Linked DNA regions of Homo sapiens: region 1 is linked to region 2. The links are chromatin contacts, found by Hi-C or POLR2A ChIA-PET in ENCODE. All regions are on one chromosome and are shown on one strand. The core of a region is the stretch at or near the end of the contact, and the rest is flanking DNA. Distances in the headings are between cores, read along the strand shown. Region 1 overlaps ARFGEF2 (ARF guanine nucleotide exchange factor 2). Region 2 overlaps PREX1 (phosphatidylinositol-3,4,5-trisphosphate dependent Rac exchange factor 1).

What was found. A loop is a pair of places that touch in the nucleus more often than their neighbours do. ChIA-PET counts read pairs that join two places held with the same protein, here RNA polymerase II (POLR2A). Pooled maps may share reads with other maps.
Region 1: a map of GM12878 shows a loop between it and region 2 (2.6-fold over the local background). The contact joins two enhancer-like sites. A Hi-C loop is called at or near these places in 1 of 168 maps with a recorded cell type or tissue (GM12878), 1 of 37 single-sample maps with no recorded cell type and 4 of 50 pooled maps. POLR2A ChIA-PET finds 5 or more read pairs at or near these places in 3 of 52 experiments (H1, MCF 10A and activated CD4-positive, alpha-beta T cell).

What each region holds. Positions count from the first base shown.
Region 1 is chr20:48,955,245-48,961,409 of GRCh38, forward strand. The region is part of intron 6 of ARFGEF2 (ARF guanine nucleotide exchange factor 2); the gene reads left to right. Among named protein-coding and RNA genes, the nearest start is that of ARFGEF2, 37 kb to the left of the region's middle. Within about 2 kb of position 4,812, at least 2 of the 41 ENCODE cell types and tissues checked have a DNase peak (open chromatin) inside an H3K27ac peak, as active enhancers do.
Region 2 is chr20:48,657,684-48,664,867 of GRCh38, forward strand. PREX1 (phosphatidylinositol-3,4,5-trisphosphate dependent Rac exchange factor 1) reads right to left here. Exons shown (of 40, transcript NM_020820.4): 16 at 2,236-2,378; 17 at 453-545. Among named protein-coding and RNA genes, the nearest start is that of PREX1, 170 kb to the right of the region's middle. Within about 2 kb of position 2,413, at least 3 of the 41 ENCODE cell types and tissues checked have a DNase peak (open chromatin) inside an H3K27ac peak, as active enhancers do.

The sequences.
Region 1 (6,165 bases), core at 3,562-6,061, 300 kb after region 2:
CTCCCTCAGTGCCTTTGCACTTACTGTCCCTTCCCTGCCTCTGAACCCCTTGTATCTTCAGGTCTCTCAGTTCAGACTGAGAGAGGCTTCTCTGATCAACTTCTGTAGCTCCTCATCATATCTGTCCCATTATCTTTTATTTTTTTCCATAGTACTTACAATACCTGAAATTACTGAAGGGTTCTGTTCACTTGTTCCTGCACTGAAGCCTAGGCTGCCCTGCTCACCACCATATTCCCAACACCTAGAATGGTGCCTGGCACACGCAGCAGACATTGAGCAAATACATTTTTTGAATGAATGGGGAAAAAACGTTATTGCTAGAACATAATTTTGTAGAAACGCAGTAACTTGAAGTTCTGCTCTAACAAAGAGAAAATAATTTGCTGTTAGCATGTTGCTGTGGATTTTGTGGCCAATACTTGGTGCATCCTGTGAGACTTTCCCAGGAACATGGGAATCAGATTGCCTGGGAGAAGCAAACCCCAGACCTGCAAATAGTGGGTCAGAACGGAAGTGTGCTGTTACCTTTAAAAAGAGCAAGTGGGCTGGGTGCCATGGCACACACCTGTATTCCCAGTTACTTGGGAGGTTGAGGCAAGAGGATCACTTGAGGCCAGGAGTTTGAGGCTGCAGTGTGTCTGTGAATAGCCTCTGTGCTCCAGCCTAGGCAACAAAACAAGACCCCCTCTCTAAATAAATAAACACCCCATCTCTAAATCAGTCAGTCAATCTTAAAGGAGCAAATGACTTCCAGTTCTCAGGACTAGGCTCTAAAGAAAGAACAGGTCCTTCAGAAGAGGGAGTTGAACAAGGGAGACACGTACCCAGGGGCGGAGTCCAGGCATCAAGGCCCAGTGAAAGGCCTGAGCTCTAGTGCCTCTGTGGCTATTATTTTTACATATTACTAAAGTGCATGGATGTTGGACACAACCATGGGGCTCTCCCACAGACTGTCCTGTAGTAATCACCATCACATGGCCAACCCTAACTGGACACTCACTGTACTGCTGACTTGGCATTCAACATAATGTTTTCCAATTTAATTAACTGGGAATCCCCCCCACAGCCTTCCTAGGATAATTTGCCTCCCATGTTATTTGTGTAGATGAAGAGAATTCACCAATAGACCTGGACATCTGTGGTGGCTCACGCCTCCAATCCCAGCACTTTGGGAGGCCAAGGCAGGCGGGCCACTTGAGGCCAGGAGTTAAAGTTTGTTTTTAGGATTCTGACTTTTAACTCCCAGCATCAGACATCAGTGTGTGTACATTTTTACAGATACTGTGTAGAATTACCTATGTGTTTGTGTGGATTTCTTAGCTCACTTTTTGCATCTTTTTTTTTGAGAATGAGTCTCGCCATCTTGCCCAGGCTGTAGTGCAGTGGTGAGATCTTGGCTCACTGCAACCTCTGCCTCTGCCTCCCAGGTTCAAGTGATTCCCCTGCCTCAGCCTCCCGAGTAGCTGGGACCACAGGCTCACACCACCACGTCTGGCTAATTTTGTATTTTTTAGTAGAAACGGAGTTTCACCATGTTGGCCAGGCTGATCTCGAACTCCTGACCTCAGGTGATCCACCCGTCTCGGCCTCCCAAAGTAATGGGATTACAGGCGTGAGCCACCACGCCCAACCAGGATCTTTGTTTTAGACAGCAATATGTTCCAAATGCCTGGAACTGTGCCGGACACATACACACTCAGTTTGTTGATTGAATGAATCTTACCGCCCCACCATCCCCCATGCTCCCTATTTAACTGGACAGAGAACAGGGATGTGGGGAGGCCTTATCTCAGACTCCTCCCATTTTTTCCCCGTTATTCTTAGCATGTGACTTCTATCCTTAGGGTCATCTTATGGCTCAGGATCCTGTCATTTTGTTCCAGGTAGGAAGAAAGAGGAAGAGATAGGACTGAAGAACTCTGCCAGCTGAGTCACCCCCCTTCTAAAGAGGAGTCTTCTGGAGCTTGTTGCCAACCCTGATAACTTATGCTTACCCCTCATTGGCTATAACTTCATCACATGATCACCCTTTCTGCAAGAAAGGCTGAGAAATGTAGGCACATTCCCTCCCAAAACAAAATTCAGGATCTGTTAGGAAGGATATGAGTTAGAGAACTGGCAGTGCCTGCCACAGAGTGTTCTCCAGCTGGCTAGGGAGGGAATGGCAGCAAGGTTTCTCCTATGTGAGCCTATTCAAGGTGGCCCTCTTATTTTGCTTCGGGGCAGAGTCTGAAACAGATAGGGTCTGGTGCCTAATCAGTAGTGGTGGTGATATCCCAGGGAAGAGCAGAACCAGTGGTTTTTAAGTAGATTCTTTGTACCTCTCAAAGGTTTGATTTGATTTAATTATCAAACACTTTCACAGCATGCTTGAAACTTAGATACAATGGACTTAGTAGTGGTTATCACAACATCCAGAAAAGCCTCTTCTGAGACCTATCCAAGGCTGTCATGTCAGCAGGGGAAGCAGTCCACAGTTACTGGGTGGAGTCTTCCTGCTTTGGGGCCTCTACTGGGATTTTTCCTTAGCAGCTCCCTCTTCAGGAACCTTCTGCTGGTATTCGGGCTTTCTGACTCTCCTTAGCTCTTCCTGGCCTGAGAATGTTTTGATTTTGCATAAGTACTATTATGGATCCTGCCTATTAAGGAATATGAGTTATATACTCTATCCCTCCAAAAAACGTTGCTCTTGATGCTGTTTAAATGGAAAAACTGCAGTGAGGGAAAGAGGAGATCCATGCTGATGTGAAATTTTGTTTTTCTCCTTAGGAATGAAAGATAGTGAAGGTTTTAACTAACTGGAACTACTTGCAGTGTGATTCGTTGGAAATTTTCATTATGGATTTAGTCTGCAGGGCCAGGCGGGTGACAGAAATGAGCAGGCTTCTATCATGAGGACATCATAAATGTCTTCACACAAGCACCTACATATAAACACACAGGCCTAATAAAAAGTAGCATTTGAGAGCTCACTTTTTTCAGGCACTGTTTTAAATGCTTTATGTGTATCATTCTCACAGGGCTTTGTTTACTGGTAAGGAAACTGAGGCTTGGGGAGGTTAAGTAACTTAAGTCCCCACAGTGGGAAGTGGCAGAGCAGGGACCCGGACCAGGCATGCAGGCTCCAGAGCCCTCGCTGTTATTCATCATGCTGAATTCACTTCTACAAGGGAACATTTTTTCTCTGATGTTCTTTTTTTTTTTTTTGAGACGGAGTCTCGCTCTGTCGCCCAGGCTGGAGTGCAGTGGCACAATCTCGGCTCACTGCAAGCTCCGCCTCCTGGGTTCACGCCATTCTCCTGCCTCAGCCTCCCGAGTAGCTGGGACTACAGGAGCCCGCCACTACGCCTGGCTAATTTTTTTTTTTTGTATTTTTAGTAGAGATGGTGTTTCACCGCGCTAGCCAGGATGGTCTCGATCTCCTGACCTCGTGATCTGCCCACCTCGGCTTCCCAAAGTGCTGGGATTACAGGTGTGAGCCACCGTGCCCAGCCTTCTCTGATGTTCTTAAAACACCCTGCCCAGTCAGCCTCCCATTTTCTCTGCTCTTGACAGACATGTTACTTTCCTGCTTACTGTGTAGTAACAACAGTGGTCCAAGTGTGATGGCACCTCGCATTTGGCCCCAAGGGAAGGGAGTCGATTGGGAGTGGTGAGGACTGAGGCAACAGGGTATCAGCTGAGTTCATGCCCTGGCTGAAGAGGGCAGCTTCACCTGGTTCCAGCCAGTTGTGGCCCAGTGTTGCCACATAGTTGGGTTTTTTAAATAGAAGCCCATTCTGGTTTTTGTGAGTAGTCTCCTGGTTTTTAAATGTTGGCAGCTAATTCAGAAGTTTTAAAAAGCAGCACATAGGCTAAGCAATACATATGTACAGGCAGAGGTACTTGCCAGTCACCACTCTATAGCCTCTGGTCTAACTCACTGAGGCTGTAGCTTCTTTGATAAAATGAGTTGATATTTCTTGGGTGTTGAATGTAAATGAGGTGCTGTGTACTTTGGAATGTATGATACAGATTGGAAACTGTCACCATAATTTTATTAATATCATAGCATCAGAGAAGGTTGGGACTGGAAAGGAACTTGGAAATATCTAGTCATATGTTTTCCAAATTACAAGAGGTGAGATGTCATGATAAGTGAACCCTTCCTTCCCTCCTTCCTTCCCTCCCTCCCTCCCTTCTTCCTTCCCTCCGTCCCTCCTTCCCTCCCTCCCTCCCTTCTTCTCTCCTTCTCTTTTCCTCCCTCCCTCCTTCCTTCCCTCCTTTCCACCCTCCCTCTTTCCCTCCCTCCCTCTGTCCCTCCTTCCTTCCCTCCCTCCCTCCCTCCTTCCTTCCCTCCCTCCCTCTTTCCCTCCTTCCCTCCTTCCTTCCTTCCATTTTGAGACAGGTTCTCACTCTGTCACCCAGGCTGGAGTGCAGTGGCGCAATCTCAAATCACTGCAACCTCTGCCTCTCAGGCTCAAGTGATCCTCCTGACTCAGCCTCCCGAGGAGCTGGGACTACAGGTGTGCCCTGCTGATTTTTATACTTTTTGTAGAGATGGGGTTTTGCTGTGTTGTCCAAGCTAGTCTCAAACTCCTAAGTTCAGGTGATCCTCCCCACCTCAACCTCCCAAAGTGCTGGGATTACAGGCATGAGCCACCATGCCCCACCAGAACGTTTTATATTTTAATGGTTATTTATTTTAATATGCATTCAGAAAATATAACTAATGTATGAAAACTGTTATTTTGTGAATTTTATTGCTTAAGGTGAGTTAAAGAGCACTAGTAAATACTCGCAGTCATGCATTGCTTAACAACAGGGATACGTTCTGAGAAATGAGTCATAGGCAGTTTCACTGTTTTGCGAAAGAATATTATGGGTATACTTACACAAACCTAGATGGTATAGCCTACTACATACCATATGTATAGCTTGTTGGTATGGGCATATGGTATAGCCTATTGCTCCTAGGCTATAAACCTGTACACCATGTTACTGTATTGAATACTGTACGCTTTGGTAACACAGTGGTAAGTATTTGAAAAAGTACAGTCACAATGCAGTACAAAAGATAAAAACTGATATACCTGTATGGGGCACTTACCATGGATGGAGCTTGCAGGACTGGAAGTTACTCCAGTGAGTCAGTGAGTGAGCAGTGAGTGAATGTGAAGGCCTGGGACATGACCGTATGCCACTGCAGGCTTTATAAACACTGTACACTTAGGCTACCCTAAATTTATAAAAATAATTTTCTTTTTTTTTTTTGAGACCGAGTTTTGCTCCTGTCGCCTAGGCTGGAGTGCAGTGGCACGATCACTGCTCACTGCAACCTCCACCTCCCAGGTTCAAGTGATTCTCCTGCCTCAGCCTCCCGAGTAGCTGGGATTACAGGTGCCCGCTACCACACCTGGCTAATTTTTGTATTTTTGGTAGAGACTGGGTTTCTGTTGTTGACCAGGCTGGTCTCGAACTCCAGATCTCAGGTGATCCACCCGCCTTGGCCTCCCAAAGTGCTGGGATTACAGGCATGAGCCACTGTGCCCAGCCTATAAAATTAATTTTCTGGCTGGGCGCGGTGGCTTATGCCTGTAATCCCAGCATTTTGGGAGGCCGAGGCAGGCAGATCACGAGGTCAAGAGATCGAGACCATCCTGGCCAACATAGTGAAACCCCTTCTCTACTAAAAATACAAAAATTAGCTGGGCATGGTGGTGCACACCTGTAGTCCCAGCTACTCAGGAGGCTGAGGCAGGAGAATCTCTTGAACCCGGGAGGCGGAGGTTGCAGTGAACCGAGATTGTGCCACTGCACTCGACCCTGGCAACAGAGCGAGACTCTGTCTCAAAATATAATAATAATAATAATAATAATAATAATTTTCTTTATTCAATAATAAATTAATTTTAGCTTACTGTAACATTTTTACCTTATAAACAATTTTTTTTAACTTTTTGGCTCTTGTAATAGCACCTAGTTTAAAACAAACACATGGTACAGATGCACAAAAATATTTTTTCTTTATATTCTTATTCTATACTTTTTTTTCTATTTCTTAAATTTTTAGGTTTTTAAAACTTTAAAATTATTTTTGTTAAAAACTAAGCCACAAAACACACAGATTAGCCTAGGCCTGCACAGGGTCAGGATCATTCATATCACTGTCTTCCACCTCCA
Region 2 (7,184 bases), core at 1,163-3,662:
GGTGCATCTCCCCCACCCACCTGCACACGCCCCAGGCAAAGCCGGAAGGCCCCAGGGCTGAATCCTCGGCCAGCCACACCCTCACTCTCCTAACCTATCCTCCTGTAGGCTTTGCATCAGACAGCAATGAGCTTATCTTATTCAAGCCACTGTGACTGGTTGCAGAAAACTGAGACACCTGCTTTTTTCCTGTACCTCCCCACAATGTCCAGCAGAGGGCAGTGGTGGAACACACCAGGAGCACAGCCCCGGGACTCTGCACTCACTCCCAGCTACTGTAGCCACTGCAGACAGTGGGTCCTGGACTCAGTTTCTCCACGTGAGCAATGAGAGAAGAGGAGTCAGCGATCATTCCAGAATCTCCTGGGCTGGGCTGCCTCAAGGAGGGTGAAGAGAGACACCCCGCTCTGCCACCTGCACACGGTCCCTGCCAGCTCCCCCGAGGGCCTCACCTCAGCCAGCGAGCCCCTCTGGACGGACTTCACCACCACAGCCTTGTTCTTCTCCTCGATGTCAAAGCCATAGTCCTCCTCCTGGGGCAGGATCTGGGGGCCCAGGGCAGAAGGAACCCGGTCAGGGAGCGAGGTGGGCCTACGGCCAGCCCCACCGTGGCCCCCACAGGACCATGACCTCGTCCCAGGTCTAGTAGGGAAGTGGCCAGATCCAGGTGGGCGAGACAGAGCAAAACGCAAACAGCACCTGGCAGAGCCAGTGCTCACTCTGTGCCTGCCACTGGCTTAACGAATCACACGGATCCAAAGGTGTCCAGCCACCAAGAATGTGGAGTCAGGGAGTTTAGGGAGGAGCGGTCCCACCCCAGGGCAGGATGGCAGGCATGCTAGAAACAGGTCTGGGGGTTCCCCAGTGCGGGGGATACAGGGAAAGGCACTCATTCAGTCAACAGACATTGATTGAGATGCTGCCCATCACACGGGCCAGGCAGTTCTCATGGGTGCTGGAGACACCATCTAGAACAAGACAAACAAGCCCAGCCCTGCTTAGTGCGGGAGGCCAACTATAAACAAATAAACAAAAGAAATACAGGATGTGATGCAGGGAGTGTACGTAGTTGGAATTAAAGCACTTAATGGGATAGGGCACGGCAAGGGGGCAGAGAAGGTGCTATCGGAGCTGAGGCCTGAACGAAATGAAAAACAAAACTTCATAAAGAGTGGAGGAACATGCTCCAGGCAGCAGACACAGCACGTACAAAGGTCCTGAGGGAGGCCCCAAGGCACTGGAGGATAAGAAAAGAGATCAGGAGGTCAGGCGCAATGGCTCACGCTTGTAATCCCAGCACTTTGGGAGGCCGAGACGGGTTGATCGCTTGATCCCAGGAGTTCAAGACCAGCCTGGGCAACATAGCAAAACCCTGTCTTTATAAAAAATACAAAAATTAGCTGGGTGTGGTGGCGCAGGTCTGTTGTCCTAGCCACTGGGGAGGCAGAGGAGAGGAGAGAGGAGAGAGGGGAGGGGAGAAAGGGGAAGGGAGGGGAGAGAGGGGAATGGAGGGGAGGGGAGGGAAGAAAGAAAGGGGAGGAGAGAAAGAAAAGGAAGGAAGGAAGGAAGGAAGGAAGGACGGGCACGAGAGAGAGAGAGAAAGAAGAAAAGAAAACAAGAAAAGAGAAAAGAAAGAAGAGAGAGGAAGGAAGGAGGAAGGGAGGGAAAGAGGAAAGAGAGAAGGGGAGGGGAGGGGAGTGAGAGGTTTAATTTTATCCTAAGTGTGACGGGAAGCATTGGGGGACTTTACAGTGAGGGGCATGAAATCAGAGGGAACAGCAGTCCCTGCAGTACTATGGGAGAGAAGTTAATGGAGCCGTCTTCATATGAGTCAGGCTTCAGCTCCAACCCTGGCAGTGACCAGAAACCTAACCTCTGAGCCTCTGTCTTGACTGCCTGCTGCAGGCCACGCGTTAAGATGGGGGCTGCTGTGGGGTATGCAGGATGAGTTGCTTCAGGAGGCCAACCTCTCTATACAGTGTACGGGGAGGGGACAGGAGAGGCAAGGGAACAGAAAGGGAGACCTGCAAGCCCAATCTCTTTTGTTAGGAGGGTAGTCTCAGCCAGTGATGCAGCCTGGCTTCTTGGCAGAGTTGCCCCCTACCACCTAGAATCCACCTATTCTGGTACTCCAAGCTGAGCCCCCTTCCCTGTGCATAACCAGAAGGTCGCCCAGCTCCCATGCCTGCAGGGGGCTCTGGCAAGGAAGGGACAGCTGCTCAGCTGTGCTCCTACCAGCAGGCGCTTGGCCAGAATGTTCTCCACCAGCTTGAAGTCGTTGCGAAGCTGTTTGTTCTTGCTGCTGGTCCCCTCCATCTCCTCGTCAGCATGAAAGCGGAAGTACTGGGACTCATCCCTGAACTCGCTCTTCTCCAGCACTGCAGATCCACAGATGTGCACTCAGTGGTCAGATTCACAGGGAAAGTTTCAGCCATGTTTGCCAACTGGCAGGCACAGGCTGGAACTAGGCCATGGACACGTTTGGTTTGGCAAACACTATTCTATTAAAATGGAATCATATGCCAACACTAACATATTAGGATATTTCACAAAGCGATCTGGCTTTCTGACTTCTCTTGAAAAGTCTGAACTTGCCTCACCTGCTATAAAAAGACATTAATATTTTACAAAGCCATAGTAACACACAGTGTGGAAATGCAGTAGAAACAGATCAATAACCAGCAGAAGGGAATAGAAGTCACATAAGAGGACTAAGTGTTTGCAGGAACTTAGTCTATGATGATGATTTATGATCATAGAGTATTCTGCAGATGGTGCATGGAAAACTGACTTGCCCAGGGGGGAAAAAAATTGAATCCCTACCTCACACCATATGCAACAATAAGCTAATGGATTAAAGACCTACGTATGAACAGTAAAACCAAAGCTAACAAAACTAAATATAGGATGACATCTTTGTCCTAGAGAAGAAAAGGAGTCTGTGTATAAGACCCTCTTGTACTAGACTAAAATTAAGGACCTCCATTCGATAACAACTCCATAGGTAGATGGCAGATGTGAAGGTAACTATAGTGTCCAAAACCAACAGGAATAAATATCTAGAATATAAAAACCTCTAACAAATCAACTAGAAAAAGCTCAGAAGCTCACAGATAAATGGGCAAAGGATATGAACAGTCAATTAACATAAGCAAACTCCAATGAGCAGTAATTTGTGAAAAGGCGCTCAGACCTCTCAGAAGGAAATGATGCTGAGACACTTTAGACCAAAAGTTGGCAAACTCAGTCCCCGCAGGCCAAATCTGCTCCACTACCTGACCTTATGAATAAAGTTTTATTGGCACACAGCTACGGCCATTTGTATTTGTACTTGTATTATCTGTGGCTGCTTTTGAGCCACAAGGACAAAGTTGGATACTGTGACAAGCTGTACGGCCCACAAAGCCTAAATTGTTACTAAGTGGCCCTTTACATAAAAAAATATACTGACGCCGGCCAGAGGCGGTGGCTCCGCCTGTAATCCCAGCACTTTGAGAGGTCGAGGCAGGCAGATTACCCAAGGTGGGGAGTCCCAGACCAGCCTGACACAACATGGAGAAACCCTGTCTCCACTAAAAATACAAAATTAGCTGGGCATGGTGGCGCATGCCTGTAATCCCAGCTACTCGCAAGGCTGAGGCAGGAGAACTGCTTGAACCCGGGAGGTGGAGGTTGCAGTGAGCTGAGATCACGCCATTGCACTCCAGCATGGGCAACAAGAGCAAAACTCCATCTCAAAAAAAAAAAAAAAAAAAAAAAAAATATATATATATATATATATATATACACACACATATATATAATATAATATATAGTATGTATATAACATATATAATATATATAATGTGTGTGTGTGTGTGTATATATATATATACACACACACACACACACTGACCCCTTTCTAGGACAAGCCAGGAAAATGAATAAAAATAACCAGTATCAACCAATTGGTGATCTGATCCCTGTAACTTACAACTTAACTGGGCACCTCCCAGTGCCAGGCACACTGGGGAGGCATGCTAAGTTCATCTGCTCCTTGGATAAGGATTTGCTGTGCCCCTTTCATAGACGGGGAGACTAAGACTCAGGCCCCTAGGTCACACAGCCAGCAGCCAGCAGGCAGCAGAAGGGCCCTCATCGAGCCTCCTTCCTCTCCTCCTCCTCTCCCCACACTGTCCAGGCAGGCCTGTTAGATGAGGCAGGGCTGAGTATAAACAGTGGACAAAGGTGGAAATCAAGGCTCGGAGAGGTAAAGGCAGCTGTCGGACGCCAGTGGGTGCCTGAAACAAGGGAAACCAGCTGCCTTAGCCACAAGACATCCCCCTCGTCCCTGAAGACAGAGGCTTTTTCTGGATGTGGTGACTCAGTGGAAAGCAGCCGGGGGCATTTCTTTCTTTCTCCTTAGTTTTATAGGACATTTCACCTGGAACTCTACCTGTTTGTGAGCCCCTTTCTCAGGCCACCCCTGTTACCTTTTTGAGAAAACAGACACACAAATTGCCACTTTCCCCAGAGCTGGGGAGCCAGGCACCAGGGGGCCGCTGGCTTCGACTCCACTATAAACATTAAGTTAGAAGATTCCAGGAGTGGGAGGAAGAATTGCAATGTTGCATATTGGCCAAAATATTTGTGGAAAACAGCGTGGAATCCCTCAAGTCCACGAGCTCAGCCAAGCGAGCTACCAACCTCAATACCTTTCCCTCGAGGCTGCTGGTCCGGCTTTATAGGATAATCTCAGATCTGGGTTCAAATCCCTGCTCAGCCCCTTCCTGACTTCATGCCCTTTAGCCTCTCTGAGCCTCAGTTTCCTTGTCTACAAGAATAACAACAGGACCAACATGCTGGGGTGGCTGTGGGGATTAAATGGCAAGCCTCAGTTTCCCCATATGTGCCTAAAGCAAGAGGGCCGGACCCCTGGTCAGCCCTAAGGTGGGAATACCTTAGTGTCTGCAGGCTCAGTTTGGCCCCAGTTCGAGGCGCCTCAAAAGGTGCCACAGAGGCCCCTCCCAATCGCCCATCCTGCACCTCACCCTGTATTTTGCTGCAGCCACAATCCTGGAATTGGCCCTTTCCTATTTTAGCCTATTTTTGAGTTCGTGGCAGGGAACAGAGGAGCAGGGTCACGCCCTGCAATTTCTCTCCCTGAGAGCCCTTGAGGACATCAGGATTGCCTGGGAGTCACCACCCAGCAGAATGTCCACAGCCAGCAGCCTTCCCGGAATAGCAGCTGGGGAGGACCCCTAATTACCCTCACCCACAAATGAGAGGTTGTGCCCAGCTGACTGGCGGGAGGCTCGGGGCTGTCAGAGGGCCCCGAGGCAAACAGAGCAGCTTCTGGGAATGAAGGACTTTGGTGAGATGAGGTAGACACATGAAAATGCCCTCAGCTGTCCAGACTGGCCCTTACCTGCCCACCTCAGCTGGGGAAACTGGAAGCTAAAGAGTGAGTCCTATTCCCACAGAACTCTGGGCATGCTGAGCGCACAGGAGGGGAATGCAAGGCCTCCAATGGAAAACTGGAGAAACTGAGGCCCAGAGAGGCATATGGGCCTATTGGGAGTCAGCTGAGTCAGGGACCTGCTGGCCACAAGGCAGGGGATAGATCCAAAGGCCTCTCAGGTCTCCAGCACGTGGCTCACTCTGCCAAGGGAACCGCAAATCCAGCAGGCCGACCAGGGCTCAACAAACTATGGCCCGGCTGGGTGTGGTGGCGCATGCCTGTAATCCTAGCTACTCAGGAGGCTGAGGCAGGAGAATCACTTGAACCTGGGAGGCGGAGGTTGTGGTGAGCCGAGATCACACCATTGCACTCCAGCCTGGGTGACAAGAGTGAGACTTCGTCTCAAAAAACAAACTATGGCTCACCACCTGCTTTTCTAAATAAAGTTTTATTGGCACACAACCATGCCCATTTGTTTACATACTCTCTATAGCTGCTTTTGTGCTACAAAGGAAGAGTTAAGAGTTAAGCAGCTGTGACGGAGTTTGCAGATCTCTGAGTTAGAACTAAAAAAGCCAATATCAGAAAGGAGAAACAGCCAAAAGGCCTTCTTGTGGCTCAGGGTTTTCTGAATCTGACCACTTCTAACCCCTTGCAACCACCAGGTCCCAGCCATATCCTCCTTCCCCTGGACTATCATGACCACCTCCTCGCTGGCATCCCTGTTTCCTTCCCCTGCACACACCACATGCACATGTGTGCACACACATACAAGTGTGAGTGCGCGCACACACACACACACACACGGGACTGTTATCTGTCCTGGTCATCACACTCTGCTCCCAGAACCTGGCACGGTGCCTGGAACACCAAAGACACCACACGTGATGTCAGAATGAACAAAGACAGAAAGGAGTGATGGGATCTGCCTAACAGGGAGAGAACAGGCCCTTAAAAAAAAGAGAATCTGGTCGGGCGCGGTGGCTCACGCCTGTAATCCCAGCACTTTGGGAAGCCAAGGCGGGCAGATCACGAGGTCAGGAGATCAAGACCATCCTGGCTAACACGGTGAAATGCCATCTCTACTAAAAAATACAAAAAATTAGCCGGGTGTGGTGGCGGGTGCCTGCGGTCCCAGCTACTCGGGAGGCTGAGGCAGGAGAATGGCGTGAACCCAGGAGGTGGAGCTTGCAGTGAGCCGAGATCCTGCCACTGCACTCCAGCCTGGGCGACAGAGCAAGACTCCGTCTGAAAAAAAAAAAAAAGAGAGAGAATCCGAGCTAGGAGCAGAGTGATGACGGGGAGGAGCTATTTTAGCTGGGGTTGTGGGGAGGCCCTCACTGGGGAGGGGTCAACTGAGCAGAAACACTGAGTTACCTGCAGGGATGAGGCAGGCAGGGCACCCTGGCAAGGGAAACTGCAAGTGCAAAGGCTCTGAGGAATGTTCTAGAAACAGGAAAATGGCACCTTGGCGGGGGTTAAAGGTTTACCTGTCCTGTTGAAAGGACAGGAAACTCAGGGATCCCCCAGGACCTTCAAGGGGAGAGGCTACATAGCACAGTAGTTGAGTGTGCAGCCTCTAAACCCGCACGATCTGGGTTCTAATCCCAGCTCCAGACGGCCTGAATTCTAATCCCGACTCCAGACGGCCTGAATTCTAATCCCGGCTCCAGACGGCCTGAATTCTAATCCCGGCTCCAGACGGCCTGAATTCTAATCCCGGCTCCAGACGGCCTGAATTCTA